Regions from separate parts of the Homo sapiens genome. Here region 2 is linked to region 1. The links are chromatin loops, found by intact Hi-C in ENCODE. Cell type or tissue: K562. All regions are shown on one strand. Links, peaks and the distances in the headings refer to the core of each region. The heading gives the core; the rest is flanking DNA.

Region 1 (10,235 bases), core at 2,699-6,698:
ATAAAGAAACTATTCCTGCAATTCTCCAGTATAAAAATGAAATTTTATTCTATAGAAATAAATTCTAGTATATGACTGAGTGGGTCCTTTTGAGAGATACTTTATAATGCCATAATAAAACTACTTTGTACTCACAAGTTCAGCCGTTCAGGTTTTTATATTTGTCATAATGTCAGAAATTACCCTGAGGTATCCAGAGAGTAGCAATACTTTGAATATGATGGAAACATATTCAGAGTTCTCAGCACTGCCACATAAACATTGAACCTAAATAATTGAATGAGAAAAATACATTTTAAAAGGTTTATTCCATGAAAGAAGGTCATGTATTCAGAGTTCTCCAGAGAGACAGAACCAATAGGATATATAGATAGATAGACAGACAAGAGGGCATTTATTAGAGGAATTGGCTCATGTGATTACGGAGGCTGAGAAGTCCCACGACAGGCTGTCTACAAGCTGGAGACCCTGGGATGTCAGTAGCCCGGCTCTGAACCAGGAAGCTGATGGTGTAACTCTCAGTCTGAAGTTGAAGGTCTGAGAACAGGGAGTTGGTAGGGGAGGTTGCTGGTATAAGTCCTGGAGTCCAAAGACTGGAGAGCCTGGAGTTGTTCAAAGATAGGGGAAGAGTATCCCAGCTCCAGCAGATGGATCAGCATGTGTCTTTTCTCTGTTGTTATTCTCTATGGACCCCCAGCGGGTTGGATGGTGCCTGCTCACACTGAGGGTGGGTCTTCCCCACCTGGTCCACTCAGACTTACATGCTAGTCTCCTCCGGAAACACTGTCACAGACACACCCAGAAATCATGCTTTACTGGCTCTCTGGGCATCCCTTAATCCAGTCAAGTTGACACCTAACATTAACCGTCACACAGCATTTTATAATACTCTCAAAAAGAACGCTGAATCTCACTGTGGGGTACTGGTCTTTTAGGACTAAAAGACAAGTTAGTTGAAATTCAGAAATGTACTTGTTTGGTGTGGCATGCATGCATGTGTGTGCCTGGTCCTGTGTGTGTGTGTGTGTGTGTGTGTGTGTGTGTGTGTGTGCACCTGTTGGTTTTAGGGGATGTCTGCCCGATGACATATCTAGAGTCTAGAGTGCCCAAAGAGATTTAAATATCCTACCCAAAGAGATTTAAATTTTAGGAGGACGGTCTATTCAGTTCCCTTCTGGTTTCTAAAGAGGAGACAGTCGTATATCTCTTATATCTACAGAAGCAAACAAGATGTGAATGGAACAAAAATCAACCGATTTGTTTTCTGTTAGAAAATAAATATAGGCTTCATATCTGTGAAAAGGTATTGTTTGTCATAAACCAACACCCACATGAAATGTAATATTCTCAAAACTTATTATTTTGAAAAATTCCAAAAGTACAGAAAAGTTGAAAGAGTAATACATATACCTTTCATCTAGAATCACTAATTAGTAATATTTGGCCATATTTGCTTATTCAATGTTTATGTGGTTACATGTGTGTATGTACTGTTTTCTCTGAACCATTTGAAAATAAATTGTAGCTATCAGGATATGTCTCTCCTAAGTACTCTGTAATCCTAAGAACAAGAACATCTCCATAACCACAGTACCATTAGCAAACCTAATAAATTTAAAACTGATCTGCTCATATTCAGTTTTTCCCAATTATTCCCTTAATATCCAGGATCTAACCAACAACCACATTGTGCATTTAGTTATCATATCTTTTTAGTCTTTTTGCATCTAGAACAATCTCCTACCCATTTTTTGTGTGTTTTTGCTGTTTATGACATTGATATTTTAAAGAATCAGACCAGTTGTCTTGCAGAACATCCCACAATCTGAATTTGTGTGTTATTAGTTCCCTAGGCTGCTGTGACAACGTAGCACAGACTGCCTGGTTTAAAACAACAGTAAGGTATTGTCTCACAGCTCTGGTGACTCTAAGTCCAAAATCAAGGTGTTGGCAGGGCCACGCGCCCTCCAAATGCTGCAAGAGATAATCATTTCCATGCCTCCTCCAGCCCCCACTGGCTCCTGGCACTCCTTGACTATGGGCAGCATAACTCTTCTCTGCCTCGGTCTTCACACCACTTTCTTACAAAGAACACCATTCATTGTATTTAGGGCCCACCCTACACTAGTGTGACCTGATCTCAACTACGTCTGCAAAGACCCTATTTCCGCATAGGGCCACATTCTGAGATGCTGCATGTTAGGACTTCGACATGGAGAGATTTTGGGCAGACACCAGACACAATTGACTGAAGAACAGTGTGTTTCCTCGTAGTTTTTTTGTTTGTTTGTTTGTTTGTTTGTTTTTTGAGACGGCGTCTTGCCCTGTCACCCAGGCTGGAGTGCAGTGGCATGATCTCAGCTCACTGCAACCTCTGCCTCCCAGGTTCAAGCGATTCTCGTGTCTCAGCCTCCAAAGTAGCTGGAATTACAGGTGCCCGCCACCACGCCCGGCTAATTTTTGTATTTTTAGAAGAGATGGGGTTCACCATGTTGGCCAGGCTGGTCTCGAACTCCTGACCTTAGGTGATCCACCCACCTCGGCTTCCCAAAGTGCTGGGAGTACAGGCGTGAGCCACCGCGCCTGGCCCCACATGGTTGATTGAACTTGATGATTTTCATGAAGAATATTTTGCAGGTGATGCTGTGTACTTCCCATTACCTCAATTTGTCCCATTATTGGTGATGCTAAATTTGTTCACATAGTTAAGGTGGTGTCTGCCAGATTAAACCGATTATTAATAGGTAATCTATGAGGGTGGGAACACAACTGAGCTGAAGATTCAAGCTCAAGTCATGATGTGGAAGCTGACCTAGAAACACTGGTAGGAGGTGGGAAAGGGACATAGGGAAGCAGCACGGCCAGTGCGGGCTGGGGCGTCGAGCTGACTGTCACAGGGTGCTGCAGCTCAGTCCTGCTGGGACCGCTGGGTCAGTGTAGACTGGAACGAGGACCCCCTGGCTCTGGCTGTGGGCCACTGGAGCGGAACTTCTACCCTCCCCTGCCAGCAGACAGAGCTGGCTCTTGACCAAGGAAAGCCCTCGGAGCTTTGGGCTTGTGTGCTTCACAACATCAGGGCTCAGGACCATGGCCAGGCCGTTGGCAGCATCTGCTACAGTGACCTTGTAAGCTTCATTTGTGGCTGAATAGTACTCCATTGTGTATATGCACTAGTGTACATTTTCCTATCCATTCACCTGTTGATGGACACTTAGGTGGCTTCCAAATCCTGGCTATTGTGGATACTGCGGCAGTAAATACGGGAGTGCAGATATCTCTGGGCATGTCGATTTCAATTGCTGTGGATATGTACCCATATATGAAATTGCTGGATCACGTGGTCATTCTATTTTTTGTTTTTTGAGAAACCAAATTGCTAAGAGAGTAAATTTCTAGTGTCTCACCACCAAAATAATAATAATAATAATAATAATAATAATAATAAGTCAGGTGATGGATACGTTAATTAGCTTGGTTTAATCATTTCACATTGTATACATGCATCAAAAAATCACAGTGTCCCCCATAAATGTACATATTATCTGTCAATTAAAAACGAAACACTGAGCCAGGCGCAGTGGCTCATTCCTGTAATCCCAGCACTTTGGGAGGCTGAGGTGGGAGGATCACAAGGTCAGGAGTTCGAGACCAGCCTGGCCAACATGGTGAAACCCTGTCTCTACTAAAAATACAAAAATTAGCCCAGCGTGGTGGTGCACACCTGTAATCCCAGCTACTCGGAAGGCTAAAGCCGAAGAATCACTTGAACCTGGGAGGCGGAGCTTGCAGTGAGCTGAGATTGTGCCACTCTGCTCCAGCCTGGGAGACAGAACAAGACTCCTAAAAAAAGAAAAAAAAAAAAGAAAAAAGAAAAAAAAAGAAACACACGCACACACACACACAATGAAACCCTGTCTCTACTAAAAATACAAAAAATTAGCTGGGTGTGGTAGCAGGCACCTGTAATCCCAGCTACTCTGGAGGCTGAGGTGGGAGAATCTTGAACCCGGGAGGCAGAGGTTGCAGTGAGCCGAGATGGTGCCACTGCACTCCAGCCTGGGCACCAGAGCAAGACACCGTCTCACGCACACACAAAAATAATAATAATAAATTAATTAATTAACTAAATTAATTTTAAAATGTTAAAAACACCTTAATTTACGAGCAAGTTATATAGACCTCAGCTACTTTATCTCTAGCCATGCTTTCAGGAGTTTTCTCTGTATAATATCCTGCTTTGTCAATTGCAGCTCATTTTGGTTCCATATTTTTGTGATTTTGGGAACTGGAGTTAATAAGGGGTCCACTCCTCACATCCTGCGGATTCTGCGTTGTCAGTTACATAGGAGGGAACAAGGACGTGAAATGAAATTCCTGAAAATCCGAGAGGGAACGTTGAGGGCGAGGGCACGCGACAGCGGGCCTGGAGTGTGGCCTTGCCCTCTGCCCAGGCCGGCTGCAAATCTCTGCTGCCCCCTGGAGTCCACGCTGAGCACAACCCTGAGTGTCCTTGAAGTCTGAGTCCTGTCAAGGACCGAGTTGTGTCCCCTTCCGCCAAAATTCACATGTTGAAGCCCTAACCTCTAATGGAACTGTATTTGGGGATAGGGCCTCTAAAGAGGTAATTAAGGTAGAAGAAGGTCTTATGGTTAGGACTTAATCTAATATGACAGGTTTCCTTAAAAGAAGAAATTAAGACAAACAACAGAGACCTGGTCAGGACAGGGAGGGAAGGCAGCTGTCTGTCTGCAAGGCAGGCAGCTGTCTGTCTGCAAGGCAGGCAGAGAGACCCCAGGAGAAACCAACCCTGCCGACACCTTGATCTTGGACTTCCAGCCTCCAGAACTGTGAGAAAATACGTCTGTTGTTGAAGCCACTGGTCTGTAGTATTTTGTTATGGTAACCCCAGCAAACTAATACAGGGCTGCTTTGAGCTCTTTCATTCTCTGTTCTCTTTTTCTCATCTGTCTCTATATCTACCTTTTTGTCACACTCTTTGAACTTTAAGAAAGAGATACTTTACCTCCAGCCTCTAAATCTCTCTTGCTGCCTGGGAGGTAATTTACTTCTAAACATATCCAATTTTTCTTTGTCTTTCCAGTCTTTAAGAAAAGGGGGCAGGATTTAGATAATAAGTAGATCTTAAGTAACATTCTTTTCTTTACCTTGTATTATTTTCATACTCACCCTTTCCAAAAACTAGGTTCCTTTGTGGCTTGAGCTATGCAGCTGGCTCTCAGGTCAGCCTGCAGGACACGAGGGCAGGAGGTGGGTGTGTTTGCATCAGAAAGAACATGCTCTCACTGTGACTTCACTACAAACATTAGTCTTAAACAGTGCTTCTCAAATAGTCTGGGAGGGAGGACCTGGGATTTCCCCACGATCTGTACCGAATCTATATTTTTTGTCAAATAAGATCAAGGGATTTCTAGAAAAAAAATGAAGACATACAAAATACAGGTCCCAGGTTTTTATTATTAGATTCAATAGACAGAGAATTACTCTGTCCGATTGCTTTAATTGTTTCTAAACGGTTACTTTCAATGTCTGTACTTTTCACACACACTCAACATGCAGTGCAAAGACAGACACTGGTCTATGGAGCACGCTTTCAAGACAGCTGGCCCAAAGGGTGGTGCCAGTGATTTCCATTCTTTCTCATTGGTTTTAATAATCTCACTCAGAGTCAGCTGAGCTGTGTGTCTGGAAGAACTTCTCCCAGACTTTCTCTCTCTTTTTTCTGCCCCCTGCCTTCCTGTTGGGGTTCATCCCACTGAACTTTCCTTCATGGTCAAGGCTGGGGAGAAGGTGGTTATTCCTGAGGGTTCCTGGGGAGACCTGCAGTGCTCTAGAAGTGCAAGCTCAAGTTTCTCGGTTCCTCTGAGTGGAGCGTCTAGAAGATGGAACGCTCTCTTGCTCTATGACAGCCTCTGCCATATTTGACTCTTTTTTTTTGAGATGGAGTTTTGCTCTTGTTGCCCAGGCTGGAGTGCAATGGCTCGATCTCGGTTCACCGCAACCTCCGCCTCCCGGGTTCAAGCGATTCTCCTGCCTCAGCCTCCTGAGAGCTGGGATTACAGGCATGCACCACCACACCCTGCTAATTTTTTGTATTTTTAGTAGAGATGGGGTTTCTCCATGTTGGCCAGGCTGGTCTCGAACTCCTGACCTCAGGTCATCCACCCGCCTCAGCCTCCCAAAGTGCTGGGATTACAGGCGTGAGCCACTGCACCTGGCCATATTTGACTCTTGATCACTCTTACTTTCCTGCAACCTCTCCTTTGTCTCCTTCTTGATATCAGTCTGTCCATGGGCAGCCAGACTGGCAATATGTGAGAGGAAGCTGCAGTAACAGCTTTCTGGGTACAGGAACTTCTCCACCATCTGTTATGGTAAGTGGGAGAGCAGAGTGATGGGCAGAAATTCAGGGAATGGAATCATCTGGAACTCCTGAGGAAGTATGGAGCCAAGAGCTACATCATTCACTGGAATAAACCTTCCCCAGGGAAGTTATTGTCACATAGTATGTTTAGTTTATTGTTCAATAATAAACAGAAGGTTGCAAGACAATAATCTTTAGGCTGGCATATTAAGAGTGTGGATGGCTAAAGCCAAGCAGAATGGACCCTACTCAATTTCCCATCGCTACCTGGACAACAATCCTGCCCTGCCTCTCATCTATCTCATGACCAATACATACCAATTGGCACCTAATAAGGTCAGTTTTGTGAGGCTGGATTCCCCTGGAACTATTCCAACTGGTTTAGAATGAGCATAAGAGGTCACCATGCCATTTTTTTTTCCCATGCAAGTGCAGCCTACCTCAACAAGAAAACATCCTATCCAACCAGGGCACCTGGTTTCTAGAAGAGGTGGATGCGTGTGCCACTTCTGTTTTCTTGGAGGACCAAGATGCAAGGTACTCCCAGAGCAAAAGGGATCCTTTTGTATGGTCAGGCTGTAACAGATGTGGGTGAGTCTGGTATGGGCCTAAGGAAGTAACTCTGACACTAGTTGATTCCAAAGAAATATTGTTCCGCAATAAACATACGTGTGCATGTGTCTTTATAGCAGCATGATTTATAGTCCTTTGGGTATATACCCAGTAATGGGATGGCTGGGTCAAATGGTATTTCTAGTTCTAGATCCCTGAGGAATCGCCACACTGACTTCCACAATGGTTGAACTAGTTTACAGTCCCACCAACAGTGTAAAAGTGTTCCTATTTCTCCACATCCTCTCCAGCACCTGTTGTTTCCTGACTTTTGAATGATTGCCATTCTAAGTGGTGTGAGATGGTATCTCATTGTGGTTTTGATTTGCATTTCTCTGATGGCCAGTGATGGTGAGCATTTTTTCATGTGTTTCTGGCTGCATAAATGTCTTCTTTTGAGAAGTGTCTGTTCATGTCCTTTGCCCACTTTTTGATGGGGTTGTTTGTTTTTTTCTTGTAAATTTGTTTGAGTTCATTGTAGATTCTGGATATTAGCCCTTTGTCAGATGGGTAGGTTGCGAAACTTTTCTCCCATTTTGTGGGTTGCCTGTTCACTCTGATGGTAGTTTCTTTTGCTGTGCAGAAGCTCTTTAGTTTAATTAGATCCCATTTGTCAATTTTGGCTTTTGTTGCCATTGCTTTTGGTGTTTTAGACATGAAGTCCTTGCCTGTGCCTATGTCCTGAATGGTAATGCCTAGGTTTTCTTCTAGGGTTTTTATGGTTTTAGGTCTAACGTTTAAGTCTTTAATCCATCTTGAATTAATTTTTGTATAAGGTGTAAGGAAGGGATCCAGTTTCAGCTTTCTACATATGGCTAGCCAGTTTTCCCAGCACCATTTATTAAATAGGGAATCCTTTCCCCATTGCTTGTTTTTGTCAGGTTTGTCAAAGATCAGATAGTTGTAGCCGGTCCAAATGTCCAACAATGATAGACTGGATTAAGACAATGTGGCACATATACACCATGGAATACTATGCAGCCATAAAAAATGATGAGTTCATGTCCTTTGTAGGGACATGCATGAAATTGGAAATCATCATTCTCAGTAAACTATCGCAAGGACAAAAAACCAAACACCGCATGTTCTCACTCATAGGTGGGATTTGAACAATGAGAACACATGGACACAGGAAGGGGAACATCACACTCTGGGGACTGTTGTGGGGTGGGGGGAGAGGGGAGGGATAGCATTGGGAGATATACCTAATGCTAAATGACGAGTTAATGGGTGCAGCACACCAGCACGGCACATGTATACATATGTAACTAACCTGCACATTGTGCACATGTACCCTAAAACTTAAAGTATAATAAAAAAAAAAGAAAGAAGTATTGTTCCATCATTTATCCTAACTCTTAACCTTGCCTAGAATATGCTGAAATGTTGAAAGATGGAAGCTTCTGTGTTATGAAGCCATGGGAAATGAACTGAGGGAAACTTGACATTACTGATTTTTAGAAAGGGATAACTTAGAAGCAAATATCTTGAGAAGGGATGGGATGCAGAGAACACATGGAGAGACTGGCCTTTGATAGAAAAGGAAGTTGTTTTCTCAGTTGCTAAAGGAAAGAAAAAAAATCAACAATGTCAAGTGTGGATGAGTTTGTGAATCTGATGGTGGGAAGGTGAGGGCGGATCTGATGGCCCCTATTTTCTCAGCCAAGTGTAAGTTAAAGTGGATGGAGGATGTGAGGAGGCCACTAGGAAGGGTAGAGAGTTTGAGAAGAGAGAAGAAATGGTCTTCTTGGAGACAGGGACAGTAATCTTACTAGCAAAAATGCACTGGGTTGCTGGGTTACAGTGAAAGCCCATTTGGGGTGCAGGAGGATGAATTTTAAAGTGAAGCCAATTTGCTTAGTTGTATGAATCTGGCCAAAGTTCACCTGCTGGGTGCAGCTGAGGAGGAGTGAGCACCTGGGTCTCCTTAGGCAAGCATGATGCAGGGAGAGGGGGCAAGGTGGTTATAATGACGGGCCATGGGGTGTAATCTGGAGAAAAAATGTGAAGGAAGGAAAGGACTGATGGAGATCAAGAAACCGAGAATTTTATGTCATAATTAAAGGCGAAATATGGTAGAAATACTTGATCAAGTGACATAGAAGATAAGAGGTCATGGCTGGTATATGTAGTGTTCTGGAGGTGATGCAAGTTTGGGCGAGGCATGTGAATCACGCAGCCTATGGCAGTCATGGAGCAGAGGAAAATGTATTCATTGGCCCTAGGAAGCCCAGGAACTGATTGGCAGGGTGTTGGGTGGGTCATCTAAGTAGCTACTGAAGATGTCAAAAAAGGTGATGAAGGATACCTGAGGGACAGAGGTCGGGTCCGGTTGGGGATATGTTGGTACTGACAGATGCTGTGAGTCTCAAGGGAGAGAGGTGGGAGGTGATGGTCTGGAGTGGCAATAGTCACCTCCACAGATAAGCTTTGGGACAGCCTGGTTTCAGTGAAGGTTAGGAAATGGATCCAGCCTGCAGGAAGAGGCTGAAGCTAGAGGGCAGGGCTTGCTGTTACTTCTGGAGCAGGGATTCCGGGGGCCATAGTGCATGGCACACAGGTAATATGTTTGTTCTGTATTATTAATAATGTTTTCATTGACCGAAAAAGAAATAAGTGCCTGTCAAAGAAAAATTGGGAAATACAGGTAAGTATGGAGAAGACAATAAAAACCATCCATAATCTGACTCTTGGTGACGACAACTTTTAAATGTTTTGTGTTTTTCCTTCCAGTCTTGCCCCTACATATCTGCACACATTGCCCAAATTAACCATGTGTGTAATTGGGTAAGCTAAGATGCAGTATAGGTTAGAGATTGAGTCCATAGGCTCTGGAGTCAAATCGACATAAGTTCAAATCCTGGCTCTGTGATTTATTAGTCGTGTGAACTTAGCCAAGCTTCTTAAATCTCTGACTCGGTTGTTTATAAAATAGAGATAATAAGATAATTCGTTGCGTCATTGGTTAATATGAGGATGAAATGAGACAATGTATATATAGCAACTTACCACAGCATCTGGTACACAGTAAGTTCTCAACACATTTTTCTCTTTATCTTTTTTAAATGAACATTTCCCATATTATTAATAATTCTTAAAGTCCAGGATTCTTCCTATTTACTGAGTATCCATTGTACTGATGTACACTGTGTCTATCCCTTTTTGATGACAGCATAATACAGAAGTCGAGGCAGCCTCCAGAGTCAAAATGCCTGGGTTTGACTCCTGGCTCCGCCACTTA
Region 2 (10,235 bases), core at 4,100-8,099, 90 kb before region 1:
TATTTTCCTCATTCAAAGTCTATTCATTAAATGGCTGAGTGGGAATAAATATCATTCCTAATTTTAAGATCCAATGACAGGTAATTAATGAACTATACTATACATGATTTTCATATTTATAGACATCTGTCACTTTACATTTTGTTAGTCTTACCATATGTGCTGCTTTGTTTTAATTCCAGTACTTAAGTTTATGAACATATACTGTGAAAATGTAGCTGTAACATCATCAAATTGGTTATCAGAGTCTTTCTTGCTGATCAGCTTTCTATTTTTAAAGGGTAATTGTTGCAAATATTAAACTTATCCTAGAATCTTATTCCTCTTTTTAAAAAATATTTGCTGTGCACTTTTTTAAGTTTCTTCTATCTAGACTCGTTCTATCACCTAGGCTGGAGTGCAATGGTGCAGTCTTGGCTCACTGCAAGATTCAAGCAATTCTCCTGCCTCAGCCTCCCAAGTAGCTGGGATTACAGGCATGTGCCACCACACCTGGCTAATTTTGTATTTTTACTAGAGACGGGGTTTCTCCATGTTGGTCAGGCTGGTCTCAAACTCCTGACCTCAGGTGATCCGCCCTTCTCGGTCTCTCAAAGTGCTGGGATTACAGGCGTGAGCCACCGCGCCCAGCCCTTATGTTTCTTAAATTCAGTCTAAAAATATACCCCCCAGCACTGGATATGTGGCTGTACTTACATAATATTTATACTTGGTATCATCATTTAACATGTGAAATGTGTTAATAATTTCTAGAACTTCTGCCTGATGAGGAAGACTTTTTCGATTCCTAATCATCACTAATTTTGGTTTCACTGCTCGAGACACACTCCAGGGGTTGAGAAATGCCCTTTTAGGTTCTGTCTTTCATTGCTAAGTGCAGCATCCAAATTAATTATTGTGTATTTAGTCTGAGTAGAGTTGTTTTTCTCATTTTGAGCTTCTCTTCAATATCACCATAGATTGGGTTTAATTCTCTAAATCCATATTGGATTTGAATCAGCCCTGAAGGCAGCGACAGTACTAGACACATTTTTTTTTTTTTAAGTTTTAGCAACAAAGACAACAATCCCCAAACTATTCTTGAAAAGTCTATTTTTGATATAAATTAGGGAAAGGAGATTCACTCAATAGAGAGACTGAATATACAAAATGAGCCATGGCCAGACCATATATAAAATGCTTCTGTAACAACTGGCCCTAAATGGCCAAGATTTGATTAATAACTGACAGCTTCCCTAACTTTTGTCCCTGCTTCCAACACCAAGTATGCCCCCCTAACCAATCACATAGGATGCTCGCCTCTAGCCAGCCCGCCTGCAGCTTCCCCAGGTCATGGTCTCCATCAGGGCACACCTGATGCCTTCTCTTTTTTCTACTCTGAAGCTTTCCCACTCCTCTGCCTTCCGTTGAGTCTCTGCAACAACGCAAGTAATAGTGGGTGATTCACTTGTTGTAGCAAGCTCTGAATGAACAACTTTTCATAGTTCTCATTTGATTGGTCTTCTTTTAATTTCTACACAATGCATTAAGTGTATATTGAATGTCCTCTATAAATATGCATTCTGGTGGAGAAGGCCTAAGACCGGGACTCAACAGAGCAGACAATCTAGCTTCCCAACTGAAGGAAACAATAACTGAACAGTTTTTGAGGGAATCATATAAAATATGAGTCAGATTATCATAAACTGTGACTGATTTTTGCTGCACTATGAACTTCTTTAGGGTGGACACCATGACAAAATGCTCAGACTGACTTAAACAAAAGTGGGAGGCTACCGTTTCACACAAGTCAGATGTGCAGTTGAGTATGGCCTGACCGAGAGAAGGAATTGTGTCAGCAGGATTCTTTTCTCCACAGTGCTGCTTCTAGCTTGGTTCCCCTGCCAGGTGTTTATGGCAGCATCTCCTGACTTCAACTCCCAGAATCTCTGGGATTCCCCATCCTGGTTTCAAGATGCTGCAGAGGAAGCCCACTGCAAGCTTCACGTCTTTGGAGCAGCGAATTCAATAAAGAGTGCAGGACCCTATTTCCCAGAGCCTCAGCTAAGTCTTCATGTCCTCTTGGCTTCACTTGGGTTAAATTCCCAACCCTAACACAGTCATGTGGCAAAGGAGATGGGAAACGGTCATTGGCTTGAGCCAATGTGAACTCACTCTTGTCCCATGAAGGAAGGCACTAGTCATATCTCTTTATGCTCCAAAATTTAGCCCAGTGCTCTCAGTAAATGACTCTTTTTTATGTTATGAAAGAAAACCAAGAAGGGTTGGTTTGGTGGGAAGATGAACTCAGAGCTTTGGTAGGGAAGGAGTGAGACCCCAAGGCTTAGGTTGGGGACAATAGGTAGATGCAATCGAGAGCTCTCACTGTAATATTCTCTGGAATCCTTGAACTTCAGAAGTGGCCCACATGGCCTAATTGGAAGATAGTGGGCCCTTCTTACTTGAAGACCAGATAGTGAGACAGTGCCTTATAAGACAACATCTGTCTTCCTCAGGATCTGCTCTACCTCCACTCCCAGCCACAAAATTCATAATTAAGGTCAGATGTCAGCACAACCTAACAGGGAAAGCAGAGCCTGCTAAGGGAGAAGAGGGATTCTACACCCAAGCAGCTCAGAACCTGGCTGATGTGTACTGGCAAGAACTGGTGAGTATGCCTGGAAGTGAATCTCCATGGTGCTGGACCAAAAGGTTGGAATATAAAACTGGATAAGAGAGAGTTTCTCTATAAGGGGGCACTCCTCTTTCACTCAGAATTAGCTACCTGGCAAGGGTCCCAGGATGTGGGTCTCATACACCGCTTGGATAAGTCCTGGAAACTTGCAGAAAGTGTTGGCCTACAAAAAAATGAAGTAAAGATGGCAGAACTACCAGCACTGACTGTGGAGAAAAGAATCAAGAGGCTTGGAGAAGTGGACATGCTAGAATAGTTCTCCCACGGGAGGTCAGTTGACCATGCTCCTGGGGAGAACACTGCATGGATGCAGGTGATAAGGAATGCACTGGTGAGTTTGGAGTCCTAATTAGGGAAAAGGAGTCAAGATGGTTGGGACCAGGGTAAAGCAAAAAAACAGATAAGCTGTAAGTTTGCCTTTCTTCATGGTCCAGGACACAGAGCCATCCTGTGCAAATAACTCACCATCTTCCTGCGCCCAGCTATCACCAGACACTCGGCTGATAGAAAAATGCAAGTTAGCTCACTGCGACCTTGGCATTATCAGTACCGCACAAAGCCCTCTTCAGCACACAGCACAAGCACCATCCTATAAAATCTCCAGCAAGCTTTTGTCTCCTTGCAGTCAGCTCCTCTCTTGCTGACTTGCCCATTGCTTTCCTGAAATACATTTTCCTACTTTTTCCAATAAATCTGCCTTTCTTTACCTAAAACTATCTTGATAAATTCTTTTTACCATCTGTGCCACCAGCCCTAGGCAGTTGCTACCCATGACAGTGAGGATACCAGCACACTGAGAAACTCAGTGGCAGCTGTCTTCTGTAGGTTGGGGCTGACAAGAGATGACACTACAGAACTGATCACACAGTAGCAGAGGCCAGCAGCACTTAATCGTCAGAAGCTAGATGGCATAATAAGGACAGTAAATCTGGAATGACAGTCAGGGGAGATCCAGGGAGGTGTTTCTAGAAACATGGTGTTTCTAGGGGAAAGATAAGTGGGCAGGCAACAAGGGCATTGTTTACAGGGTATCCTAAAAATCTTAGTGCAGTTTTAAGCTCTAAAGAGAGATCAAGAATGAATGATCAGTTTAAAATAACTGAAAGTATAATTGGATTGTTTGTAACACAAAGGATAAATGCATTAAGGAATGGAGACCCAATTTTATGTGATGTGATTAGTACTCACTGCATGCCTGTATCAAAACATCTCATGTACCCCATAAATATATACACCTACTGTGTACCCACAAAAATTAAAAAAAAAAAGAATGGATGATAAGGAGGCTAAAGTCAGCCATTCCTAGCGGGAAGTTATGCCTTCTTGCCCAATTTCAAGACCTAAGCCAGTTCTCAGACCCACAATTCATTGAGTAAAGAAAAGGTCCATACGGGTCCATGAGGAAGGATGCATTCATGCAGGATATACAGCATAGCCTATGCAGTATGGATTCCCCAGTGCTCCCAAAAGAAACTACAGCCACCTATGTAGGTGCTATACCTTGGAAAGAAGGGAACACCCAGATCTTATATCCAAGGCCCTTGAATAGAGCAATATCTAAGAAGTCAAATGTCACTGTGGCCTCCCTGTTAGAGAAATGCGGGTGTGAGAAAATAAATAAGGCAGTAGGCTCAGCATGGCCATGGGCAGCAGCGGTGGTGGTGGTAGAGGTGGAGATGGAGTCCTGGATAGGAGGACTGGGTGTTGTTCCTGGGCAGTGCAGGCCAGAGTGATGATTGTGACGTTTGGAATGATACAGCATTGATAGAAGCTTATGATAAAGCCATGCTTCATTTAAGCCACCATTCACAAGAATGACATTTGTGAAACTTCAGATAACCAAATGTCACACCTAAAAGAAAACCCAAGAAGAATAAGAGCCAAAAATAGAATATGCAACTCTCTTGAAACACAGGAAAGCTGGTGGCGCATGTTCTGCCATTAGGTCAGAAGACAGCTGCCTTCACCCAGCTACATCATTGCTTCAGTTGATTGTATTTTATTTTTATTGTTATTATTTTGAGACAGCATCTTGCTCTGTCACCCAGGTTGGAGTGCAGTGGCACCATCACAGCTCACTGCAGCCTCCACCTCTCGGGCCCAACCGATCCTCCTGCCTCAGCCTCCCGAGTAGCTGGGACTTAATTTTTATTTTTCGTAGAGACAGATTCTCACTACATTGCCCAGGCTGGTCTTGAACTCCTGGGCTCAAGCGGTTCTCCCGCCTCAGCCTCCCAAAGTGCTGGGATTACGGGCGTGAGCCACCACAGCCTGAGCCACTTAGGTTGATTTTAACGGAAAAACCCATGTTGCGGTGTACACTGGATATGGAAATGGAGAAGAGCAAAATCTGCCTGATCTACTACTTTCCCCAACCTCTGAAGTAGCTAATAATATAGAATAGAACACTCGAGAGAATGAAAGTCAAGTTCCAATGGATGAAAATGAGAACTCCAGGTCTCCTGGAAATAAACCAAATAACACCAAATCAAAAGCTACTCCATGAAACTCTTTTCTCCTTCTGCCACCCCCATGCCAGGGTCAGGACTGAGACCAGGAAAGCCAGGTCTAAAATTCAATGTTCCTCCACCAGCACCCCATTTCCTGTCATGCTGGCTGCCTCCATTTCCCTCTGGACCATCAGTAATTCCTCCACTCCCACCTCTCATATGTCCAGAGTCTCTTAATGATGCTTTGCTTTGGGAAGTGTGATCATCTCTTGGTACCTAACTGGCTATCATACTGGCTATTATATGGTGTGATGGTTAATATTAGATGTGAACTTGATTGGACTGAAGGATGCCTAGACAGCTGGTAAAGTATTGTTTCTGGGTGTGTCTGTGAGGGTGTTGCTAGAGGAGACTGACGTTTGAGTCGGTGGGCCGGGAGAGGAAGACCCACCCTCAATGTGGGTGGGCACCATCCGATCAGATGCCAGTGCCACAGGTGGGAGGGGGTGGGATAACCTTGCCTGCTGAGTCCTCTGGCTGCCCTCCGTCTCCTGTGCTGGGTGCTTCCTCCTACTTCTCCTGCCCTTGGACATTAGACTCCAGGTTCTTTGGACTCTGGGACTTGCATAGTGGCTTGCTGGGGGCTCTTGGGTCTTTGGCCACAGACTTTCAGTCTGCATAGGGCTGCATAATCAGCTTCCCTGGTTTGAGGCTTTCAGACTCGGACTGAGCCACTACCAGCTTCTCTCTTCCCCAGCTAGAAGACAGCTTATCATGGGACTTCACCTTGTGATTGTGTGAGCCAATCCTCCCTGATAAACTCTCTCATAGGAAGAACTGACTCACACAATCACATACGCAATACATGATATGTATATGATATATATATATAATATTAACATAAACGGTGTGTGTGTGTGTGTGTGTGTGTGTGTGTGTGTGTATATAACCCATCTATATACATATACATATATCCTACTAGTTCTGTCCCTCTGGAGAACCTTGACTAATACATATGAGGGTTTTTTTTATGTGTTTGTTTGTTTGTTTTTTGAGATGGGTGGTGCAATCTAGTCTCACTGCAACCTCTGCCTCCTGGGCTCAAGCAATTCTCCTGCCTTAGCCTCCCAAGTAGCTGGGATTACAGGCATGCGCCACCACGCCTGGCTAATTTTTGTATTTTTAGTAGAGGCAGAGTTTCATCATGTTGCCCAGGCTGGTCTTGAACTCCTGGCCTCAAGTGATCTGCCCACCTCAGCCTCTCAAAGTGATGAGACTACAGGTGTGAGCCACCATGTCTGGCATGAGGCACCGCGCCTGGTGAGTTTCAAAATAAAAATAAAAAAGAAAGGTGCTCGCATGTCAATTAAGGAGTAATTCTGCTATGATTATAAAAGTGAATCTTACTTTTGCATACATTTTATGGTTTGTGGAAAACAAATGTTTTACAATATTTAAAAAATCGGATTGTTAAATAGTTGAAAAGTTAATGTAAAACAACATTAAAGGGATTTTGATGCCAAAACTATTAAATAAAAAATTGATCTACATCCACCCCAGAATTCTCATGGTGTCAAAGTATCATCTTACCAAAGATTTGCTGATTGGTTTTGTGGGCACAACATACGTTTACAATGAAGAGATCCTTAGGATCTAATGACATTGCATCACCAGGAGTCAGACAACCAGACATGCTTTTTCATTTGTCATGTAGTGTGCACCTATGATGTGTTCTTATCAAAAGAGTTCAACTGGAATTTAGTCGAGCTTTTAGATCTAATTTCCCATTTGCAGAAGATACTGAGGCTAGAACAACAAGTTAAATGACACCATTAAAGAAATGATCAGATAGGTTCAGAATGTGGAATGTTGTAGAGATAACTGGCCTCATTTCTTCAAAATATCAGCATTCGGGAAGAAGAAGAAGGAGGTGGAGTGGGTAACTCTTCTATACTCAAAGTTACTTAAGGCCAGGCAGGGTGGCTCAAGTCTTTGGGAGGCTGAGATGGGAGAAGCACTTGAGGCCAGGAATTTGAGACCAGCCTGGGCAACATAGCCAGAACCCATTCTCTAAAAAAATTCTTAAAAAATTAGCCAGGCATGATGGTGAATGCCTGTAGTCCCAGCTGCTCAGGTGGCTGGGGTGGGAGGATCTCTTGAGCCCAGGAGTTCCAGATTGCAGTGAGCTATGATTGCGCCACTGCCCTACAGCCTAGGTGACAGAGCAAGACACTGTCTCTAAAAAAATAAAAATAAAAGTTACTTAGGAGACTTAACAACTAAATGCAATGTGCAGTCTTTGATTGGAACCCATGCTTTTTTGTTGTTGTTGTTTGTTTTTTGAGACAGGGTCAGGCTGGAGTGCAGTGGCGCGATCTTGGCTCACTGCAACCTCTGCCTCCTGGGTTCAAGTGATTCTCCTGTCTCAGTCAGCCAAGTAGCTGGGTGCACGCCACTATGCCTGGCCAATTTTTGTATTTTTAGTAGAGATAGTGTTTCACCATGTTGGCCAGGCTAGTCTCGAACTCCTGACCTCAGGTGATCTGCCCGCACCAAAGTGCTGAGATTACAGGTGTGAGCCATTTCGTCCAGCCTGAAGCCTGGTTTTAAAAGTCATCTGTAAAAGACCTGGGCAAAGGGCCACTGAAGAAATTTGAATATGGACTAGATTTTAAATGATATTAGACAATTATTGCTAATTTATGAGCTGGGATAAGGGTATTGTAGTTTACAGAAGAATGTCTTTATAAATGTGCGTGCTGAAGTATTTAGGAGTGAAGTGTTAAAATGTCTCTAAGATATTTTCAAATGGTTTAGCAAAATGTGTGCATATGTGTGTGTGTGTCTGTGTGTGTAAAGTATATATGGCAAAATGTTAATGAACCTAATTGGTATATTTATGAATGTTCACTGTCCTATTTTTCTATTTTCTTTATGTTTAAAAGTCTATAATAAATTTTTTTTTCATAAAAAAAGAAAAGAAAGTCCTTGATAAAGTTTGTCTCTCATTGGGTCTATGCATCCTGCCACCCACAACACCGGGTGTCATTTCCTTAGTCCCAGAATACATCAGTCTCCTAAGTAAGTTTTTCATTTTTATTCTTTTACAGACAAGTTCCCTTTTTGTTTTTTTGAAACAAGCTCTCACTCTGTTGCCCAGGCTGGAGCGCAGTGACTTGATCGTTGCTCACTGCACCACCAACTTCCCGGGTTCAAGTGATCCTCCCACCTCAATCTCCCAAATAGCTGGAATTACAGGCACACACCACCACGACTGGCTAGTTTTTTGTATTTTTAGTAGAGATGGGGTTTCACAATGTTGCCCAGGCTGGTCTTGAACTCCTGAGCTCAAGTAATCCACATGCCTCAGCCTCTCAAAGTGCTGGGACTACAGGTGTGAGCCACTGGGCCCAGCAGAGACAAGCTCTTGACCACATGTGGCAACTGGCAGACAGAATCCTACGTTGGTTCCTTGACTGTAGAATAAGAACTACCATAGTAGGAAAGGCCACCTGAAAGTTCCTGAAATTACCCCCTCTGACCTTGATAGTAAATATCTCATTCAGAGAGATAGCAGAGATGGGTGCCACCCTTGAAGACTTTAATAGTTCAAAGCTGGCGGTCCTTCTTGTAACTCCATTTAATTCACCAGTCTTGCCTCTGCAAAATCTAGGTGCATCATGGCAGATGACAGTGGACAATCACAAACTTAACCCTAATTTTAGCTGCTGTTCTGGATATGGTATCCTTACAGAGCAGATGAACCCAGGTTGGGTCTGTGGTATGCAGCTATTAATCTAGGAAGGGCATTCTTTCAATACCCTTTAGGAAAGCGCATTAGTTCTCATTTCCATGGGATGAACTGCGGTAGGCTTTCACTGTCTTGCCTCAGAATATCATCCTCCCATTCTAGTTTATTTCTATGAAATTTCAGCTTTCAGGAATGACAACAAGTATTTGATAGTCTGTCAGTTAGTTCTGCATATGAAGATAGAAGGTAGACCTTGAAAATATGTCAAGCTTTTTTGCTAAAGTCTACATTCACTGCTTTGTTGGATGCTAAGCCAACAAGCTTCAGACAAAGCTGTAAGACTGAGAGTTTCAAGGTGGCAGATAGTAGCAAAGATATTCCTATTAAATTACTGGCCACAAATCACTGGAAATCATAAAACGGTTGTTATGGGTATTAATGATGTCATAAAAATTGCCCAAAGACACTGAAGTCTTCTCTGATTGTCTCTCCGTTAAATACCTGGTGTGCCTCAGCATTCAAAAGCCGAGCATGCTCCTCCTTTTCTCCACACAGCGCAAACTTAGTGGTGGCCGTTTGATTATATTTACCTGTTTCACCATTTCCTTCAACACCTAATTTGGATCAAAAGGCATCTTTTTGTCCACCAACTGTTCTCCATAATTAAAGCAGTGGATGAATTGGCATTTAGGTGTATTCTTTCTCTTTCTCTCTCTTTTTTTTTTTTTCTAAATTGAGACAGGATCTCACTCTGTCACCCAGTCTGGAACACGGTGGTGCGATCACAGCTCACTTCAGCTTCGAACTCCTAGGTTCAAGTGATCCTCCCACCTCAGCTTCCCAAGTAGGAGCATACTTTCTGAGTAGGTATGCACCAGCATGCCTGGTTAAATGTTTTTTTTTTTTTTTAGATGATGTCTCACTCTGTCACCAGGCTGGAGTGCAGTGGCACAATCTTGGCTCACTGCAACCTCCCGCCTCCTGGGTTCAAACCATTCTCCTGCCTCAGCTTTCTGAGTAGCTGGGGTTACAGATGCCTGCCACCACGCCTGGCTATTTTTTGTATTTTTAGTAGAGATGGGGTTTTACCATGTTGGTCAGTCTGGTCTCTAACTCCTGACCTCAGGTAATCCACCTACCTCAGCCTCCCAAAGTGCTGGGATTATAGTGTGAGCCACTGCACCTGGCATTTTAAAAAAATTTTTTAATAGAAAAAAATTATTTTTTAATAGGGTCTTGCTATGTTGCTCGGGCTGGTCTGAAACTCCTGAGCTCAAGTGATCCTCCGGCCTTGGCCTCCCAAAGTGCTGGGATGACAGGCACCAGCCACCGCACCCTGCCACCTGAATTCTCTTTCACT

Evidence for each region. A loop is a pair of places that touch in the nucleus more often than their neighbours do. Peaks named below come from ENCODE experiments on the same cell type or tissue, not always from the same donor. Only the 100,000 strongest peaks of a DNase experiment are listed, where the experiment ranks them.
Region 2: a loop joins it to region 1, with 2.8 times the contacts of the local background. A loop is called at or near these places in 1 of 110 quality-filtered maps.

What each region holds. Positions count from the first base shown.
Region 1 is chr4:182,932,533-182,942,767 of GRCh38, reverse strand. It overlaps LOC105377577 (a long non-coding RNA gene), which reads right to left and starts at 5,343. Exons shown (of 3, transcript XR_939536.3): 1 at 5,188-5,343; 2 at 136-267. In K562, for the core only: a CTCF peak has its summit at 4,475 (motif pointing left); a DNase peak (open chromatin) is centred at 4,447.
Region 2 is chr4:183,023,796-183,034,030 of GRCh38, reverse strand. All of the region lies in intron 2 of LOC112268472 (a long non-coding RNA gene), which reads right to left. LOC107986328 (a long non-coding RNA gene) reads left to right here. Exons shown (of 2, transcript XR_007058409.1): 2 at 1,723-3,387. It also overlaps the pseudogene LOC100132090. Among named protein-coding and RNA genes, the nearest start is that of WWC2-AS2, 70 kb to the left of the region's middle. In K562, for the core only: no CTCF peak of the experiment used is centred there; a DNase peak (open chromatin) is centred at 5,891.